Regions from separate parts of the Homo sapiens genome. Here region 2 is linked to region 1. The links are chromatin loops, found by intact Hi-C in ENCODE. Cell type or tissue: ovary. All regions are shown on one strand. Links, peaks and the distances in the headings refer to the core of each region. The heading gives the core; the rest is flanking DNA.

Region 1 (2,908 bases), core at 129-2,628:
AGGGTGTTCACAGAGGACACCCCAAGGAGAAGATTTCAAAGACAGAGCTGCTCTGGGGGACGCCAGATCTGGGGTGGAAGCCCTGAGTGTGCGCAGGTGCCCAAGAAAGGGCTCCAGCTGCAGCAAAGAGACGGTCAGAAGCTGAAGGCCCAGGGACAGCTGTGCAGCCCCCGGGAGACTCGCTCAGATGCAGGCCACGGGGACCAGGGACATGCAGAGGGTCCTGGGAGAGGCTGGAGGGAGGATGGAGGGGGCCTCGCTCAGATGCAGGCCGCGAGGACCAGGGACACGCAGAGGGTCCTGGGAAGGGCTGGAGGGAGGGTGGAGGGCGGGACGTGGCTGGCTCGCGGGTGGCAGCGGTGGGGTGTGGTGAGGCCTACCATGCTGGTAACTGTTTACCCACTGGCCCTGAGGAAGAGCACCTGGGATTCGTCGCGAGTGCTGATTCCAGCTGGGAACACACCACCTCAGGAAGCTCCTGAACGCTGCAGTGGTGTTTCCACCGCGCAGATGCAGAGGCAGAAGGCACCTTTGTGACCATGGTATTTAACTTAATGTATTTAATTGTAAGTTTATGTAATTTTAAAAATAACATCTGTAGCCCGGGTGCGGTGGCTCACGCCTGTAATCCCAGCACTTTGGGAGGCTGAGGCTGACAGATCACCTGAGGTCAGGAGTTTGAGACCAGCCTGGCCAACTTGGCGAAACCCCGTCTCTACTAAAAATACAAAAACTAGCTGGGCGTGGTGGCCACCTGCAATCCCAGCTACCCAGGAGGCTGAGGCAGGAGAATCGCTGGAACCCGGGAGGCCAAGGCTGCAGTGAGCTGAGATCGTGCCACTGCACTCCAGCCTGGGTGACAGAGCAAGACTCTGTCTCAAATAAATAAATAACATCTGTGTTTAGCAACTGGCTCTCAAAGTTCTTGACAAGGAGACTTCGTGAGCGCTCAGGGTCTGGCGGGGTGTGGGTGAGGCAGAAGGAGCTGTGTGGTGGGGTGTGTCGGGGGCGCCTGGGTTGCCGGGCAGAGTCCCTGGAGGTGCAGTCAGTGGACATGAGGGGCCTGCAGGAAAAGGCGGTGGTGCGGGCCCAGGCCCTGCTGTACTGTGTGTGGACTCACCGGGTCCTTGGGGGGCATCCGGGCAGCCGGCTTCCCCGTGACTCACAGGCTGGCTACGCCAACGCCAGGATGTTTCCCTGGAGCCCCTCCCCGCTCTCCTCACAGAGCCAGGTCAGTGCGGGGGTGCAGACGGCTTCTACCAGGAAGCCGTGGGTCTGCGTGGGTGAAGCCTCCAAGGACACTTCTCTGTTTCAGGGTTGCCTGGGAACAAGCTCTCCGGCTCCCAGTGAGACCCTGATGTGGTGCGGCCTGGGTTGCAGCGCAGGCTCCTCTTCTGGTTCCAGCAGCCGCCAGAGGCCCCAGTGACGCCACAGGCCACACGCTGACCAGCAGCCTCGTCACTCACTCATTTTTCCAACAAGTCTTTGCCAAGAGGCAGCCGGGTGCCCACCTGGCACAAAGGCCTTTCCTCTTGGGGCATGGACTGGGTATATTTCGGGGCAGGAGAGAAGAGCTTTTGACAGCAAAACTCAAGGTCTGACGGCTGCTCAGAACACCGCCCAAATAGCGGCCCGAACACTCCAGGTGCCGTGAGCAGCATCGGGCTCGCCCGGCAAAGCCCCGCACGTCCTCCCACGTCCTCCCACGGGCTCCGTGTTTGATCACTGTGGTCCAAAACACTTGCTCCAGGCTCTTCTCTCACTCTGCCTCCATCCAGTCCCGGGAAAGGCACTCTGTGGTCGTGAGAAGCCAGGCATGGGGCATGAATCCCGTCCTGGGTGCAGCCGTGGGGCCTGGCCGGGCTCTTGGCCATCCCGAGATGCAGCTTCTGCAGGCCTGCAGGCTGAACGAAACACGGAGCGTCACTCTGTGAATACATGAAATAACAAAGAAGGATTTGGAGACAGAATTGACGATGGCACCTTGACAATGGGAGTTAATGTCTTAACTTAGGATGCCTTTCAGTTCGGGTTTCAGGTGACCTGGTTGAGAGGTGCTGCCCCGTCCCCCACACACCTTGGGAAGCCCTGAGCCCTGCTGGTGGGGACAGGCCAGGTGCAGCCCCCAACCCCCAGGCCCTTCTGGGCTGGACTGGCTCAGCCATCTGGAAGGCACCCGTGTGTCTCTGTGTGGACTGTGACCCCTCTGGGTGCATCCTCCAGGCAGAAGCCCAGCTCCCACCACTTCCTCCAGATAGCCGTAGGGCCTCTGCCTGGATAGGGTGTCCCCTGTGCCCCACACGACCCCAGAGGTCAAAGCCAGGCCTGGACGGAGAGGGAAGGCGTGGGACTCAGCCCTGATGGGCAGGGTTTTCTGGAGAATAAAGTGGGTGAAGGGACCCTCAGCAGGGTGTGGACGGCGGCTCACCCAGGATCACAACTTAGGGTGGATCATGTCTCACCGCGTCCCTTCCAAACGGGATTCTGTTGGTGAAAGCTGCACCCCCAGCATTCAGCTTTTTTCATGACAAGCCCCGAAGCCGCGTGTGTGGAGGGCGCCTCGTGTTCTGCCCGAAGCCGCGTGTGTGGAGGGCGTGTTCTGCCCGTGTGGGCGCCACGTGCCTGGGAGACAGTCCGAGTGGCAGTGGACGCCTGGCCGGGTCAGTTCACGCCGACAGGGAGACCCGTTCCCTCGGTCGTGGCATCAGCACGGGGGCTCAGCCTGTGCCTCTCAGCAAACGCCTCCTGAGTGGAGAAAAGGAACTGGGTAAATCGTTAGGAAGCATTCAGACCGGGACCCAGCACGCGACGTCCCCGGCACAGAGAGCCACTGACAGGTCATCCTGGAGGAAACTGTCCTCTGAGCACACACTTTGGAAACCCCATGGCCAGGGGAATCGGCGCGCGC
Region 2 (2,908 bases), core at 206-2,705, 49 kb before region 1:
GAGGCAGGATTGCTGCAGGCTATTTTAGAGACTGCCTAGTGTGGGTCTGTTAGCAACACATTTCCTTAGTTTTCATTTGTTTCAACAGCCTTTTATTTAACCTTCAGTTTTGAAAGATATTTCCCTAGGTAAGAATTCCAACTTAGCAGTTATTTTCTTTTGATACTCTGAAGATGACATTCCATTATCTTCTGGCTTTCAGATTTGTGGAAAAAAATCTATCTTTCTGTTGTTTCTTTAAATAAAATGTGCTTTTTTCCTCTGGATTCTTTCAAGGTTTTCTTATCGTCTTTGGTTTACAGCAGTTTTATGATGTACCTAGGAACGATGTCCTTTATGTGTAGATTTTCTTTTTTGAATCTGTGGTAAGATATTTTTTATCAGTTTTAGAAAAGTTCTTGGTTATGATCTCTTCAGATATTGCCTCTGCCCCTTTCTGTCTTTATTTTCCTCCTGGGCCTTAAATTTCACAGGTTAGAGCCTTTCATCATCTTCCATGCATCTCTTATATGCTTTTCTATATTATCTGTCTTTGTCCTTCAGTCTGCCCATTTCCTTTTGACCTATTTTCAAATTAACTTATTCTCTTTTCTGTTATGTCTAATCTGCTATTAATCCTATCCATTGAGCTTTTAACATTAATTATTGCATTTTTTACTTTTAGAATTTCTGTTTTATCTTCAGTGTCAATTACTTTTTTTAACGCAACTATCTCATCTTCTAATGTCTCATGAATCATACTTATTTTAAAGTTCATGTCTGATAACTCCCAAATCAAGGCCACCCATGGATCTGTTTCTCTTGTTTGTTTTTTCCCCCATACAGGCATACGGTCCTGTCTCTTTTCTTGCTGGGTTATTTTTGATTAAGTGCTGGACATTGTGTATGAAATATTGTAGAAGCTCTGTTTAATGTTATCTTACTTTTTATAGGATTTAGTGTTATTTTGGTGGACAGTTGGTGTAGGGACAGGTCACCTTTTTCCAATCACAGTTGGATGTAGTTCAAATCTAAGTTTATGTCTTTGTGAATACTGATATATCACCAGTTTTCCCCTAATCCTAGAGCCTAACTTTCCAAGGGACCAGCTGAGAGTCTAAGGTATTTGCTGAGGGTTCTGTTCCTTCGAGGGCCCTAAATTCTAGGTGTTTTCTCCCTAGCACTGAGAAACTGGCAAAGAGTATGCTTAGTTTGTTTTTCTTTCCAAAATAGGTTTATTCAGGTATATTTTACATAACATAAAATTCACCCTATTCAAGTATGAGTATGCAATTCAATAATTTTTGGCAAATTTACCAAATGGTATAATCATAATCATAAATCAGCTTTAGAAAGTTTTCATCACCCCAATAAGACTTCTTATGCTCATTTATCGTTAATACCCTTTCATACCCTCCACCCCAGGAAACCACTAATCTGCTTTCTCTCTATAGATTTGCCTTTTCTGGATGTTTCATGTAAATGGAATCATATGGAATCATACATTATGTGGTCTCTTGTGTCTGGCTTCTTTCATTTAGCATAATGTTTTTGAGGTTCATTTATGATAGGCTATGTGTCAGTAGTTAATTCTTACCAAGGTACAGTATTTTTTTCTGGAATAAATGCTTTTCAGGTTGTTGCAATACTTTGGTTAATCTGTAGAGCTCTGAAAAAGAATATTTTGATACTTTTTCTAGTAATTTCTTTGCTTTTAAGGAAAACTGGATTTATGGAGGTTCTCACTCCACCATTCCAGAAGTCCTGGCCTTATAATTAATTTTTGTTCATTGATCCTGTGCCTTGTCAAATTCACTTATCGGTTCTTGCAGCTTTTTAAATAAATTCTGTAGAATTTTCTAAGCACAAAATAATATCCTCTGTGAATACAGACAATATTACCTCATGATGTAGTCTGGCTCTGTGTCCCCACCCAAATTTAGTCTTGAATTGTAATCCGAATTGTAATCCCCACATGTTGGGGGAGGGATCTTGTGGGGGGGTGATTAGATCATGGGGGTGGTGCCCCCATGCTGTTCTCATGATAGTGGGTGAGTTCTCACAAGATATGATGGTTTTATAAGGGGCTTTTCCCCCTTTCACTCTGCACTTCTCTCTCCCTGCCACCATGTGAAGAAGGACATGTTGGCTTCCCTTTCTGCCATGATTGTAAGTTTCCTGAGGCCTCCCCAGCCATGTTAAACTATGAGTCAATTAAGCCTCTTTCCTTTATAAGTTACCCAGTCTTGGGCAGTTCTCTACAGCAGCATGAGAACAGACCAATACACCTCTTCTTTCCAATATGTATACCTTTATTTCTTTTTCTTGCCTTTATCCGCTAGTTAAACCTCCAGTACAATGTCAAATAGCAGTGGTGAGAATGGATGTCCTTAACATAGTCCTGAATTTAGAGAGAAAGTCCACTGTCTTTCACAGAAATATGGTATTAACTATAGGGTAGCTTTGGTGGTTGTTGGTGATGATGCTCTTTATTATGTTGAGAAAGTTAACTTCTTTTTTTTTTAGTTTTTATTTTAGAGAAAGTTAACTTCAATTTCTAGTTTTCTTAGAGTACTTTCACAAACAGGCATTGCATTTTGTCAAATATACTTTCTGCATTTATTGAGGTGATCAAATTGTTCATCACCTCTATTCTGCTATTATAGTAAATTATATTGTTTGATTTAAAAAATCTTAAGCCAAAATTGCATAAGCACAGTTAGCTATGGTATAGTATCCTTTATATAAATTGGCAGGTTCAATTTGCTAATGCTTTGTTAAGGAATTTTGTGTTTATGTTCATTTGAGATGTTGGTCTGTGTTTTTCTTTTCTGGTTTGGGTATCAGGATGATTTTGGTCTCATCAAATAAATTTTGAAATGTTACCTTCCCTTCTATATTCTGAAAGAGTTTATTCAGAATTGGTGTT

What was found. Peaks named below come from ENCODE experiments on the same cell type or tissue, not always from the same donor. Only the 100,000 strongest peaks of a DNase experiment are listed, where the experiment ranks them.
Region 2: a loop joins it to region 1, with 6 times the contacts of the local background. A loop is called at or near these places in 11 of 110 quality-filtered maps.

What each region holds. Positions count from the first base shown.
Region 1 is chr21:46,037,453-46,040,360 of GRCh38, reverse strand. LOC105372842 (proline-rich protein 36-like) reads right to left here. Exons shown (of 3, transcript XR_001755088.2): 2 at 2,463-2,745; 3 at 828-1,928. Among named protein-coding and RNA genes, the nearest start is that of COL6A1, 57 kb to the right of the region's middle. RefSeq lists an enhancer at 834-1,476. In ovary, for the core only: no CTCF peak of the experiment used is centred there; a DNase peak (open chromatin) is centred at 1,220; H3K27ac peaks cover 2,500 bases.
Region 2 is chr21:46,086,352-46,089,259 of GRCh38, reverse strand. No RefSeq gene overlaps it. Among named protein-coding and RNA genes, the nearest start is that of COL6A2-DT, 9.8 kb to the left of the region's middle. In ovary, for the core only: no CTCF peak of the experiment used is centred there; no DNase peak of the experiment used is centred there.